Linked DNA regions of Homo sapiens: region 1 is linked to region 2. Evidence: chromatin loops called from intact Hi-C (ENCODE). Cell type or tissue: heart left ventricle. All regions are shown on one strand. Each heading gives the region's core, and the rest is flanking DNA. Links, peaks and the distances in the headings are about the cores only.

Evidence for each region. A loop is a pair of places that touch in the nucleus more often than their neighbours do. Peaks named below come from ENCODE experiments on the same cell type or tissue, not always from the same donor. Only the 100,000 strongest peaks of a DNase experiment are listed, where the experiment ranks them.
Region 1: it touches region 2 in a loop (2.5-fold over the local background); 4 of 110 quality-filtered maps call a loop at or near these places.

What each region holds. Positions count from the first base shown.
Region 1 is chr2:217,728,027-217,734,097 of GRCh38, reverse strand. The region is part of intron 2 of DIRC3 (disrupted in renal carcinoma 3); the gene reads left to right. Among named protein-coding and RNA genes, the nearest start is that of DIRC3, 59 kb to the left of the region's middle. In heart left ventricle, for the core only: no CTCF peak of the experiment used is centred there; a DNase peak (open chromatin) is centred at 4,271; H3K27ac peaks cover 540 bases.
Region 2 is chr2:216,515,962-216,524,216 of GRCh38, reverse strand. LOC101928156 (a long non-coding RNA gene) reads right to left here and starts at 5,083. Exons shown (of 3, transcript XR_923872.3): 1 at 4,827-5,083; 2 at 3,443-3,503. In heart left ventricle, for the core only: a CTCF peak has its summit at 4,863 (motif pointing left); no DNase peak of the experiment used is centred there.

The sequences.
Region 1 (6,071 bases), core at 2,072-6,071, 1.2 Mb before region 2:
TCCTCTGTGTCTGCTGCCACAGTCACGCTGCTGCCCATGGGTTCCCTCCTGTGGGATGAGTTTTGAGCTCCAACATCACCTCTACTGCTTCTGCTGTGGCCAACCTGATCCAACCTGATCCTCAGATGCCTCCCCATTCTAGTCTCTGCTGAAGTGCCACACTGCTTTCCTTGCTTCTTTGATGCCTTTGGTAGGGACTGCCCCAAGATGCCAAGCAAGGCTACAGCCCAGCAACATGGGGAGATAGTGCCTCATGTAGAAAACTTTGACCTATGAAAGACAGGAGATGCGAGGGATCCAGCAGACAATTTTTTCTCTTTTCTTCTATGGGATGGAAGATTCTCAGGGGCAGTGATTATGCCTCGGATGTGTGAAGACATCCTCTGTGAATCAGAAACTGGCTGTGTCCCTTTGTGGAGCTGTGGGTAGCTTGGAAATGCATTCCTTGCATTCACCCCTTTCCTTTCTCTCTTGAGAGAGTGAGAAGTCTTTGCCTTGAGATTGTGCCTCCTAATAAGCCTTATCACTTAAGTGGTGACTCTGGCACCGTTTTCTTGGACACTCCCCAACCATGTGACTCTAGTAGGTTTTGTCAACCAGTTCCCTGGTCCCTTGGCCATGGAGGTGGACACTGACCCAAGCTAGACTGATAGAAGCCCTTACCTTTTGTCTTTTAAATTGGATTAGAAGAAAAACAGTTGTTCCCTTCTGGCATTGAGCCCAAAGATGCGAGTCTAAGAGCTGCTCAGGACAATTTCCCAAGGAATGTGGAGGAAGCCTGTCTGGGGGAAGGAAGCTGGCTTGTAGAGAGGAGCAGAGATGAGCAACACAGACAGTTCTGGATCCAATTGCTCTGAGACCCAGCTGCGCCCTGCCCTTCCCACAGTTTCCTTCTGTGAAGAACAAATTCTTTCTCCTTCCTGGCTAGTTTGATTGAATTTCTGTCATTTGCTCTATTAGTCAGGGTTCAGGCAGAAAACAGAAACCACTCTGAGTGTGTTACATAGCAAGAGTTGAACACAAGGAATTGGTTATGCAGAGACGGGAGAGCTGAGAAACCAAATGGGAATTAATGACATGGAAGCTTCCAAGACTCCTCCCTAGGGCTGAGGAATAAGGGGGAGGTGGTTTTACTGGCCACCAGGATGGGGCCACCTGCAGAAGCTAAGACCATGGCTGGCCTGTGTGGTGGGAGCTAGGGCCATGGAGCAAGGCTGACACTCCCTGAGATGCTGCCCAGAGCAGAAAGAGAGTGGCAGAAACAGCGTGGCCTCCCTCTTCCTTCAGCCTTCTGTCATGCCTCCCATTGGTCAAAGCTATCCTGAAGTCAGCAAGCAAGAAAGCCTAAGAAATATAGTATTCTGCAGTGCAGAACAGGGCAGAAATGAACTAGCATGCAGACCAAACAGGCAAATGACCAACACAGTGGCAGTCTAAGAGTCAGTTTATTCTGCAGTGCCTGCTTTTAACTGTGAACCAGAGAGCCAAGACTCAGTCTGAAGCCCTGTCTGTAGCTCGACACTGTGTCATAGCTCACAAGTTCATCACAAAGTTCTGGTGATGACAGCAATTATGGTGATGGTCCCTAAGAAGTCCTGCTCCTTTGGAGGTATGAATTGATTCCCCAGCGCATATTTTAAAGCCTTTACTCCTACATAGGGTATCCACAGGAAGTTGAGTTCATTACTTAGATATTCAGTTGAGCCACAGAGAGAACCAGGTGTAGCTTCAGAATTTCCATAACCAATAATCTCCTACCAGCACGGCCGCAGGAAGTCTCCTGAATTTCAACCCAGGGGTTGATCAGAGCTGCTTGAGTGGCCAAGACAGAGGTACTAAGCTTGCTAAGCTATGCTGGGTGCATTTGGAGTTCTCCCTAGCCTCCAATCTAAATTCCTTCCCCTGTATTGTCAGGTCACCCATGGGAGACCTAGGATAGGATTATCCAGAAGATCATGCAGGATTTTGAAAAAAGGAAAGAGCATTATTTTTGAATTTGAACTGAGCATGGACTTAGAAAGCTCTGCTGATGTGGCCAAGGAGGGGCAGGAATGGGGGTCATGTGATGGATTTTCAGACTCTGGAGTGACCGGAATGACTCACTGGAGGCCATCCAGGCCATGGGGTTTGAGGTCCAGTAGTGGTCAGCAAAGAAGTTCCTGGGAACCTAATGGGGACAATTTGGGGTTTTGCAGATCATCTGAACCGAGGTTGTTTCACATATGTTGGAGAACATGCAGCTCTCTATATGTCTATATTTTAAAGTAAATAAAAGATTCCCTGAGCAAACCACATGGTATTGGATGGGCTCAGACTCCTGTTCCGAAGCCTCTGCTTTCTGGCTTTACAGGAGCCTGTGGTGACCACTCTGGGCTGGGAGTCCGTGTGCTGGGTCAGCTTCTGGCTCCTGCTGAGGATTCGCTATAGCACCAGTGGACAGGCAGCTTGTCATGCGTGGGCTTAGTTCTACCTTTCCGTGAAACAGGTGGAGCCGGGGATCATTGGGTGTTGTGAGAGTAGATGAAATTTTTGCTTAGTATTGTGGGTTGAATAGTGTCCCCTCAAATTCATATGTTGAAGTCATAACCCCCAGCACCCCAAAATGGGACTTGGAAATAGGGTCCTTACAGAGGTAATCAAGTTAAAGTGAGGTCATCAGGAGTGGGTCCTAGTCCAATATGACTAGTGTCCTTATAAAAAAGAGAAATCTGCACCCAGTGACACATGTAGAAGGAAGATGACATGAAGGTGGTCATCCACAAGCCAAGGAGAGAGGCCTGGAGCAGATTCTTCTCCCATGTCCCTCAGAAGGAACCAATCCTGCCAACCATTGATTATAGACTTCGAGTCTCCAGAACTGAGGGAACCAGGGGCTGCAGAAAGAAGCCAGAGTGGGAGAGAGGGATGAGGCAATAACTTCCAGTGAGAAGAGCGTGGGAGATGCCCTTGTATCAGGATCTTGGGACTTGAGAATCACCCCTTCCTCACTTTAATTTCTAAGACCAACTCCTTTTCTAGTTAGACGACAACTAACATCTACTCTCTTTTCCTAGCTATTGTGTTTTCAGCCCCTTTCTTCCTTGCCTACTTACATGATCATGGGTGTATTAGGCTGTTCTTGTATTACTATAAAGAAATACCTAAGAGTGGGTCATTTATAAGGAAAAGAGCTTTCATTGGCTCACTGTTCTCTAGGCTTTACAGGTGGTGTGGTGCTGACATTGCTTAGCTTCTGGGGAGGCCTCAGGAAGTTTACGATCATGGCAGAAGGGGAAGGGGGAGCAGGTACATCACCTGGTGAAAGCAGGAGCAAGAGAGGGAGGGGGAGGTGCCACACTCTTTTAAAAAACCAGCTTTCGAGAGGTCAGTCGCTATTGTGAGGACAGCACCAAGGGGATGGTGATAAACCATTAATAAGAAATCCATCCCCGTGATCCAATCACCTCCCACCAGGCCCCACCTCCAACACTGGGGATTATAATTCAACATGAGATTTGGGTGGTGACACAGATACAAATCATATTCATGGAAAAATCACCTTGAACCTTATTTCCAGTACCATCTTTCTCATTTCACTTGATAGCATGCTTATTAGAATGAAATTCACTGATGTTCATGCAAGTGCTTAGAAACTGTAAAAAGGCTGGGTGTGGTGGCTCACGCCTCTAATCCCAGCACTTTGGGAGGCCAAGGTGTGCAGATCACCCGAGGTCAGGAGTTCGAGACCAGCCTGGCCAACATGGTAAAACCCTGTCTCTACCAAAAATACAAAAATCAGCCACCAGGCGTGGTGGCGCGTCCCTGTAGTCCCACCTTGGGAGGCTGAGGCAGGAGAATCACTTGAATCCAGGAGGCGGAGGTTGCGGTGAGCTGAGATCACGCCAGTGCACTCTAGCCTGGGCGACAGAGTGAGACGTGAGAGTCCATCTCAAAAAAAAAAAAAAAAAAAAAGAAAAAACAGTAAAGGATTCAGTCTTACCTGTCCTTCAGTATCAAGGTTGAATATCATCTCTTGTCACACCACTCCATTGAGCAGGAATTAATCACATTACGTTTCCTTCTCTCAAGGATTACATCACAGTCTCCTTTAAATTGTAATTATTTGCTGTCAGACTGTGAGCCTCATAAAGACAGGATAAACGTTTCACTCAGGGTTGAATCTCTAATGCCTGCCACATCATGGGTGATTAGAAAATGTGTTTCACATTAACTAACAAAGACTTCAGGCAGAGCATGGCCCTGATCAGTCCCCAGTGGCTCAGGCTGCAGAGCTGTGCCCTGGAGCTGGTCCAGGCATGGGTGGAGAAAACACAACTCAGATTTCTAGACTCATGAGAGGCCCCCCTTTCCAGCTCAGCTTCGCCCAGCAGCATGGCCCCCTCCTACAACTTAATCCATTGTGACTTGAAGGCAGCAGGCTTGACTAGTGTGTCCATTTCGGCAGGCAAACATATAATTTCAGGTCATGTCCGGTGCCATTTGGAAGGAAGCTCAGGTTTCCCTAAGTGGAAACAGCATGCTCTGAAAGTAATTATGGGCCAGGAAGCATGTTCTGGAGTGAGACCCAGCATATCTAAACAAAGGTTACCCTTCCTGCCTGGTGACAGGACAACCCAGGGAGGACATAACCAGTCCCAGTTAATCCCAATATTATCCTAGGAGGGCATGCATCCTGCCGGGAGGAGCAGGCCAGACTGGCACTGGGATATCTGCCAGGATTCTGGATGCCCGTTATTTTTGGGTTTTGGTTTACTATGGGCTCCCTGGGGTCACTCTTTTCCATGCTAGGACCTCAGAAACAGAACATGATGAGCTCCTTCTTAGAAGTGGTGGGACCTTGGAAAATTGCTTCTCCTCTCTGTTTCTGTCATCATGAGGAAATTGAACTAGATAACCTCTGACCAATTAATTGTATGCTGGTAAAAGTTTAACACCAGCTCTTTGGAATAAAAAAGCTCTGGCTGGGTGCAGTGGCTCACACCTGTAATTCCAGCACTTTGGGAAGCCGAGGCAGGTGGATCACCTGAAGTCAGGAGTTTAAGACCAGCCTGGCCAACAAGGTGAAACCCCGTCTCTACTAAATATACAAAAAGAATTAGCTGGGTGTGGTGGCAGGTGCCCGTAATCCCAGCTACTTGGGAAGCTGAGGCAGGAGAATTGCTTGAACCTGGGAGGTGGAGGTTGCAGTGAGCCAGGATCACACCACAGCACTCCAGCCTGGGTGACAAGAGCGAGACTCTGTCTTAAAAAAAAAAAAAAAAAAAGCCCTGATTTGTGGTGTCTACTGATTTCTGCAATGTGAATACTTTCATCCTGGCCAGTTTCAAGCTACAACGTGATGTCATTGAATGCAAACTTGGGTGAGATGCACCCACTTGGCTGCTGAGAGCTGGTATGAATGGTAGGAGCCAGCCCCAGAATATTACTGCTTCTAACTCTGACATCTGCAAATTTCTTCCACTATTATCCAGATAAGTGTCATCCAGTATTCATCTGCTATATTACAGATGCAATACAGCATCTATATTACATATATAGATATTTATCTGTACCTGTATGGGTATAACCAGAGCTGGCTACATTATTTGCTGGCCCTAGTACAAAATAAAAATGTAGTCCCCTTCTTCAAACAGCAGGAAAAAAATGCCATTAAAGGTTTTAAAATTTAAAGTTTTTTCCTTTCTTTCATGGTTCCTCATGGTGTTTTAAAGTTGCTATTTAATGTAGTTCTACGTGAATAAACACTTAAAAATGAAATTATTACCATCAATTTTACTATTCTTTATATTGTAAAATGCCAGTTTTTGATGCAAATATAGTGTTTAATTAGTAGAATCACTGAAATGACATAATTATATTTCATAGCTCATTCATGACTATATGACAGTGGAAACTCACAAAACTAACTACTGTTTGCCATAATGGTAGGCATGCGTGGTCCCTTATCTCCTCTGCTCACGTGCATTCTCATGTCCCATTAGATTCCAGTTCCAAACACAGAGATAAAATTAGTACAAATTTCAGGATGGTCAGAGCAGAGTAGCAAACCAAATATAGACCCTTGTAAGTTC
Region 2 (8,255 bases), core at 2,605-6,604:
TAGGTGTGGGATTCATGGAGCTTTTTCGTAGGAGTGAATTCTCTGCCAGAGGCAGTCTGGGTATAAATGAGGCCAATTGCTCATTCAGAGTTATTAGAGATGATGGAATAGTCCCAAAGACAGTTCTCAACAAAGCCCATCTCAGCATGGCTAGTCTATCAGTCACCTTACGTGACCTTGGGTAGGTTGCCTATCCTCTCCAAATCCAGTTTCCTCAACTGAAAAATGAAGCTAATAAGAACATCTATCCCCATGGTATTGGTAAATCAAATGAGACAGGCTGGGTGCTGTGCCTCACAACTATAGTCCCAGCATTTTGGGAGACCAAGGCAGAAGGATTCCTTGAGGCCAAGAGTTCAAGACCAGCCTGGGCAACATAGCAAGATCCCATCTCTACAAAAATTTAAAATACTAGCCAGGCATGATGTTATGCATCAGTAGTCCTAGCTACTCATGAGGCTGAGTAGAAGGATTGCTTAAGCTCAGGAGTTTGAGGATGCAGTGAGCTATGATTGTGCCACTGCCCTCCAGCCTGAGCAACAGAGGGAGACCCTCTTAAAAAAAAAAAAGATGGAGACCAATCTAAGTTATGTGTAAACTGTAAGCCAACAGAGAGATGTCATTAGTCCTTTATTTATTCATTAATCACCTTTACCTCTAATTGGCTGTTGTACACAAAGTGGGTACCAGATTCTGCCATAAAATTGTTTTATTGGAAGAGATAAAAGGCAACATAATTAAAAAAAAAAAAAAAGAAACATGTTAGCACAAGAAAGCAGTTTTGAAGAGATGGTCCTGAACTGAAGTCAACAGCAGCCTTGCAAAAGAAATGCCAAGTTCTCTAACCTTTACACCACACTTCAAAGGGCATTGGCCTCTGATTCACAGGTAACACAAATATTTTTTACTCCAATGTATTTCTTTGTTCAATAAGCTCAACCCATTTTTCCCTGGGCCCTCTCTACATGCATCAATATTATGGCTGTCTTTTGAGCAGTAACCTTCAAACTTCAAGTATGATCAAAGTATCACAGGCACTTGTTTGAAATGTCAATTTCTGGGTTCCACATCCAGAAAATCTAGGGTAGAACCCACAAGTCTGCATTATGAACAAGCTCCCTGGGAGATTCACCTTTTCTTTAAGACTTATTCTGGTCTTCAAGAAAGACCTATTCTTTGAGACCCTCTGCTTACTTAAGTCCCAAAAGGCATGGACTGTGTCATTTAACTGCCTAGCACATTGCCAATGCCCAACACTCAGAAAAGATGCTCGATAATAAATAAGAAATACTAGGAACCCTAAATACTTGCTTCTACAAAGATGTAAATGTTCGTCTCCAACATCATCATGATGATGACCAGTTGCATAATTCTCACACCTTCTTAAGAATGAAATTCCAGCAACCTCAGCTTTCCCCTGCCAAACTTTTCTGACATTCCCAGGCTAGATTAAGTGACTCTCCTTTGTGGTTCCACAGCCTTCAGCCCATACCAGCACTTACAATATATTCTATGTATTGACTTTACTATTAGTCTCCCCCCACTGGAGGGAAGTTTTCCTCCTTCCTTAAAGATAAGTGCCCCCTTCTCTTGTGTTTCTACCATCTAGACCAGTAATTAGCACCAAACCATCAGATGTTAATGGAATGAAATGCAAAAGGGAATGAAATAGGATGAGATAGGTTGGAAACACTTTAAGAGGTGAGAGGGGAGGTGAACCCTCTGTGATGTTCTGGTATAAGGACATCCTAGGGTGAGCCACATGACAGTGTGATTAATATTCAGTAAGTGGAAGTTTTTATTTTGTCCATGGTTTGGGGATTTTGAGAAATTTTTTCAAGGAGTGGGCATCAATAGATGTTCCTGTTAATGCTGCAGAAGGGTCTTCTAGTTTCGCATACCAATTTTGACATCTTGGGGCAGGTGTTTCAATTGGTTAATGCCAGGGGATAGCTCATACTAAGATCATCTTTGCTTAGATAGCAGATGGTCATAAATTATATTATTCTTCACCAATATCTGTTTACCTCCCTGTAAGAAGATTATGCTTACCCATACTGTTGAACTCCCATAAGCTATGTGGCTTGCTTTGTTCATGAAATGTAGGCAGAAGTGATCTGAGTCACTTCCAAAGGGCTGGCCGTGTACTTCATCTACCTTGGTCCTGAAACAAGGACAGTAATAGGACCTAGTAGAGCCTACAGCTGACCCACAGTGGACATGGAATGTAGGCAGGAAGTGGACATTTGGGAGTTATTACTGAAACATAACCTGGCCTTTCCTGGCTTATGTCCCCTTATTTCCAATCAGTGGAAATGTTCATATACAATTAGTTTGCCTTTGTGACTTTAAGAAACATTACCTCTTAGGGCCTTAGTTTCAATGTCTATGAAGTGAAGACGATAACATAGTGATAAAAAATATCAAACATAAATTGATTGCTTATCATGTGTCTGGCTAAGCATTTTAGAAAAATTATCTCATTTTATCCTTATAACAACCTATGAGGTTGGTATTATTATTATCCTCATTTTATAGACCAGGAAACAGAGGCCTCGAGAGGTTAGGAAACTTACCCAGTGGGTACTAAGAGTACTTAGATACTAAGAATAATTACTGATAGAATACAAATGGCCTGACACCAGAGCCCAGCCTCTTAATCTCCGTGTTGCACCAGGTCATCTCTAAGACCTCATCTGTCTGGGATACACCAAGAATCTGTGATATCACCATGTGGTAACGATTGCTCTAGTCTTCAATTTTTAAACCAAGACCTGTTTTCACCACTGCCCTATTCTTGAGGGGTGAAGACAACTCCTTCCTCAGCCTCTCAAGTAGCTGGGACTACAGGTATGAGCTACTGTGCCTGGCTAAGTTGGACTCTTGAGCTTCATTCCCAAGAGATAGATCATCAAGAGAGGGCCAAGGAGAATGAGAATGTCCCCTTGAAAATATTTTGGGCCTCTGTCTACCAAAAGAAGGGCAATAATATGGAAGGACGCATGAGGGTCTGTTGGCTGCATGGTCTTTGTTGCGTGGTCTACCTGGGCACAGGATATGGGAAGCCTGGGTGTGTTCCACCAATGCTGTTCTATAAAAGGCGTAGGACTTCCATTCCTGGGACCATTATTGTTCCTTGCTCCTGTCTTAGGGGGCTGACGGGCTCCTGTTGTGAGGCTTAGTAGGATAAAATGAACAAAATTCCCTGGGACCATGGCCTGCAAATCTGAGTATAGAGCCACATCATGAGCCCAGCTTTACCTACCTTCCAGCAATATCCAACTCTCCTCCTGTCCACACTACTAGTGTGTACAACCTGTGGATGAGCAAATACAGAAGGAGGGCAGCCGATGCCATCAGCCACTGAGGATGAAAACTCAGCAGCTCCAGCAAAAGGACAGTGTTGAACTGCTGTTGGGATGTATCTGAGAATTTCACTTACCTGCCTTTTCCTCGTCTTCCATTAGCAGAGTTCATGGAGATTTGGTTCCATTTTGGCATCTCTAGAAGAGTAGAGTTGAAGCACAAAAGACACAAGACTGGGGTTTTTTTTAGGGCCCTAGGCAATGACTTGAGTAAGCTCTTGTGTTTTACTACAGGAAAGTGCTCCATCAAGAGCCAATGGTCAACAACATCAGCAGGTCAGAGAGGGTCCTCCTCTGACCACCTCCCCCAGTGCCATCCCTTCAGATGCTCCTGGCTATACCTTCCTTTAGGGCCACTAAATTCTTACTCCAACCCCACAATTTCCTGCAGTACTCCCCACTCCCTGCAGCTGATTTTGGCCCTGACTCATTGGTGCTGACTCAACAAAGAAAAGCAGACCCCTTAGGCAGCTGGACAGTGGACCAGGGCCAGAGCCTGCAGGAGTGGGCGAGAGGGCAGGCAAGGCGAGAATCCATCAATCAGCCTGTCACCAAGTCTTTGCTGAGCCCCCCCTGAAGACTTGGACCCATGCCGAGCTACGCAGTGGGGGTCCCAGAAAAAGGAGAGAAGACAGGAGTCTTTATTTTGTGGCAACTATGGATGTGGAATTGGAGCTCCTTCAATTTGAGGGTCTCTAAGCACATACAGCCTGGCCCAACCCACCATCACTCACCAGAGGGAGGCTGAGTGCTGCCAGGAAAGGCCAGCCACAGTGGAGCTTAGGGAAGGTTGGGAGGTGGCAGCCAGGAAGGGTTTTGAAGCTGTATTTGCAAAGCTTTTGACATAAAATTCAGATAATGTCAGTTTTTTATAAGAGACCAGGTAGGGGTGGTGGTAAATGGAAATTATGGGGGTATTTTAAAGCCCCCATATCCACATCCTGGATACTGCCATTGCCACCAGCCTCCACATTTCTTTTCCCACAAGCCTGCTGGGTGTGGGGTACCTCCCTTGAGTTAATACATTGTGTTTCTGAAATGTCCCTGCTAAAATGAACCTACTATGTTACTCTGAGAGTGTCTTTCTAACCCCCTTTGCATTTGCAGAGGGGGGAAAACGACCATAGATGTGAGGGCACAGAACAGTGACTTTGGCATGAGGATTCACTTAGAATCCCAGAGCCCTAAGAATTGGAATCCTGACTCAATTATGTACCAGTTGTGTAACTCAACTTGGGGCAGTTCTCTGAGCCTTACTTTCTTCATATTGTGAAGAGGAAGGAATAGAGCAGCACGCTCACAGAGAATTGTGAGGACAGGCATAATTGCTAGCACATCATGGCCACTTCTGTTAGGAAATAATATACAACCATTATTGTAAAGAAGTAAAGATAGAGTGGGGAGAAATAAGCTCATGGTCTGAGAGCACCAGGGAAAATGTCACTCCCTCCGTCTTCTTACCTTGATGGTCAAAACTCATCAAGGGCTCCCTCTGCTGTCCATTCTCTGCACTCATTTTCCTATATAGAAAGTGACACACTCATACTCCTGTTTGGGGCACAGAATGTGCACATGTCCTAATTTAATCAGTGGAATCCTGTTTGTTCTTTATTAACATCATCTTTCAAAAACATTCTTTCCAGGCTGGGCAAAGTGGCTCATGCCCATAATCCCAACACTTTCAGGGACCAAGGTGGAGGATCACCTGAGATCAGGAATTCGAGACCAGACTGGGAAAGAGTAAGACCTTGTCTCTACTAAAAAATAAAAAATTATAAAACAGCCGAGTGTGGTGGTATATGCCTATTGTCTCAGCTACTCAGGAGGGCTGAGGCAGGAGGATCGTTTGAGCCCAGGAAGTTGAGGCTGTGGTGAGCCATGATCACACCGCTTCACTCCAGCCTGGGAAACAGAGCAAGGCTCTGTCTCAAAAAATAAATAAATAAATAAATAAATAAATAAATAAATAAATAAATAAATAAAGTAAAAGACAAAAGAGAAAACATTCTTTCCTTTCCATTCTGTTGTTCTTCCCTTAATTTTATCCCTTTGTCTCATGCCTGGGTTGGCCCTCCCAATCACCAAAATCTGTCGCAATATGCCACTCTGCATCTGTTTCTTATACTCTCTGAGGTTTTTTGTTTGTTTTTGAGACAGAGTCTTGCTCTGTTGTCCAGGCTGGAGTGCAATGGCGTGGTATCGGCTCACTGCAAACTCTGCCTCCCGGGTTCAAGCGATTCTCCTGCCTCAGCTTCCTGAGTAGCTGGGATTACAGGCACGCACCACCACGCCCAGCTAATTTTTGTATTTTTAGTAGAGACGGGGTTTCACCATGTTGATCAGGCTGGTCTCGAACTCCTGACCTTGTGATCCCCCTGCCTCAGCCTCCCAAATTGCTGGGATTACAGGCGTGAGCCACCACACCTGTCCTCTCTGAGGTTTAAGCGAGTAAATGGCAGAGCTGAAGTTGGATAACATAACTTCTAGGTCCAAAGCTCATCCTTTCCCCACATTATTATCCCTCTCTGAAGTGTATAATCTAGACATGACATTTAACTTATCTAAGCTTCTTTTCCTCATCTGTAAAATGGGGGAAACAATAATATTAATCCATGAGTTTGAGGAAAAGAGAAGGGGAGACAGTGCAGGGGGAGACACACTTGCCAACAGAAAGAGTACGATAAATACTAGCTACAGTATTCAGGCATGGTTTGTTCAAGTAACTCAAAGAAGTTCAGTACTGCTGGTGCTTAGAGTGGAAACAGGACCTGACAATAGATGCAGCTGGCAAGGCAAGCAGGGGTCAAGTCATTAAGAGCTTTGTAAAATACGGTCCCACAATACCCAGGGCAGAGCTGTCATGAGGATTAAATGAGTTTATATAGTTCAAGTCCTTGGAATGCAGCCTGGCTCACAGCAAGGTGCATGTGTTAGGTATTCCTGATAAAGCCCTCCCAATGCTAATCATGACTTAGAGACCAAAGAAGAGAAGCATATAAGCAGAACAGCCTTGAGTTGAAAGAATAGTTATTTTGGGGAGAAGTGTGCAAAAGACTTTCAGAAGAACATCAGGAAAGAGAAGAGCCAATCACCCCTATAATATTGGTCTTCACCCTTAACAAATTACATCATTTCATGTGTGAAGGTGTGAAGGTGAGGCATGCACCTTAAGAGTGCCCACTTGACAGAAAGGAATGCCTCTCCTCCTGGCTCCCCTCCAAGTTTCCAAGTTATGCTTCCACTGAGCATCCCATTGGCTCTGCCCTGTGGCAGTGCTGTCAGGGTGTCTCCCTCCATCAGTGTAACCTTTTGACCCACTTGCCAGGGTCTGGGCTCTCACTTAGCTTCCCTCGTCAGTTCATGTCTTCATTGGTCTACTCAACTACAAAGTCCAGTGTTTACGATGGTGTATTTAATACTGTCCTCCTATGCCAGTTTTCCTTTTTAAAGGAAAAAAATTCTTGAAGACCCTGAAAATGAGGCCAGAGACCTAAACACTGTAATTTAAGAAACACCTGATAAAGTCTTAGTCAATGAAATATACTTTAATGATATATTATCACTGAAGTTTTGCTTTTGTATCTGATAATTTTTAATATAATCAACAAAATAAAAACACTAAATTCAACTTTTCTAATGAGCAGATCATAGAAAATATACCCAAGTTCATCTTCATTATGTATTTGTGGGTGGTTTGTCCCAGAAGACCTATACTTATTAACTCCTTTTGGTCTTTTTTTAAAAGCTTGGTCATATTATGTTAATTTAAAAAGAACTTGGTATTTACTAAACTGTAATTTTACACAGGCTCGTATCCATTTTATATATGCCCTCAAGATGGATCTTCCAAACCTTACATTTAATTCTTGCCAGGCTATTTTCCTTCCTCTGGCTATGTTCTATCACCCCCTAGTGTTATATATGATGCTTACAGCCAATACATGTTGACAAATTTCTCCACTTTGTTGAAGGAATGAGTATCTGCAGATAAGTACTTTCTTGGTTTACAGATTAGGTTCCCCAAAAATGTATGAAAATGAACTAAGTTCCAAGGCTAAAGTGCACTATGTAAATCTTCAAAAACTAGAGGACCTATTGACTATACTGTGACACCTACGTCAGTACACAAAACAAATAGTGAATATGGTGATATACATGCAACAGTAACGATTGTATTTCCCTCTTGACATTGTTATGAATAGCCAGGCACGGTAGCTCATGTCTGTAATCCCAGCACTTTGGAAGGCTGAGGCAGGAGGATCGCTTAAGCTCAGGAGTTTGAGACCAGCTTGGGAATCATAGTGAGACTTTGTCTCTACTAAAAATAAAAAAATTAGCCAGGTATGTTGGTGCATGCCTGTAGTCCCAGTTACTCAGAAAGCCAAGGCAGGAGGATCACTTGAGACCAGGAGTTTGAGACTGCAATAAGCCGTGATCATGCCACTGCACTCCAGCCTGGGCAACAGAGCAAAGCCCTGTTTCAAAAACAGAAGAGACATTTTAAGGAATACATCAATGTTTAATGCCAGCTCAGGAAACAAAATGGAACAGGCAGGCTTCAGGAACAGAAAACAAATCACAAAGGTGTTGGTTCTTGTACAGTGTGAAAAGTCTATTTTTTTAAAAAAAGATGAGCATTGGACAGGCGTGGTGGCTCATGCCTGTAATACCAGCACTTTGGGAGGCCAAGGCAGATGGATCACTTGAGGTCAGGAGTTCAAGACCAGCCTGACCAACATGATGAAACCTCATCTCTACTAAAAATACAACAACAAAAAAAAATTAGCTGGGTATAGTGGTGCACGCCTGTAATCTCCTGTAACTGAGAGGCTGAGACAGGAGAATCACTTGAACCCGGGAGGCAAACATTATAGTGAGCCGAGATCATGC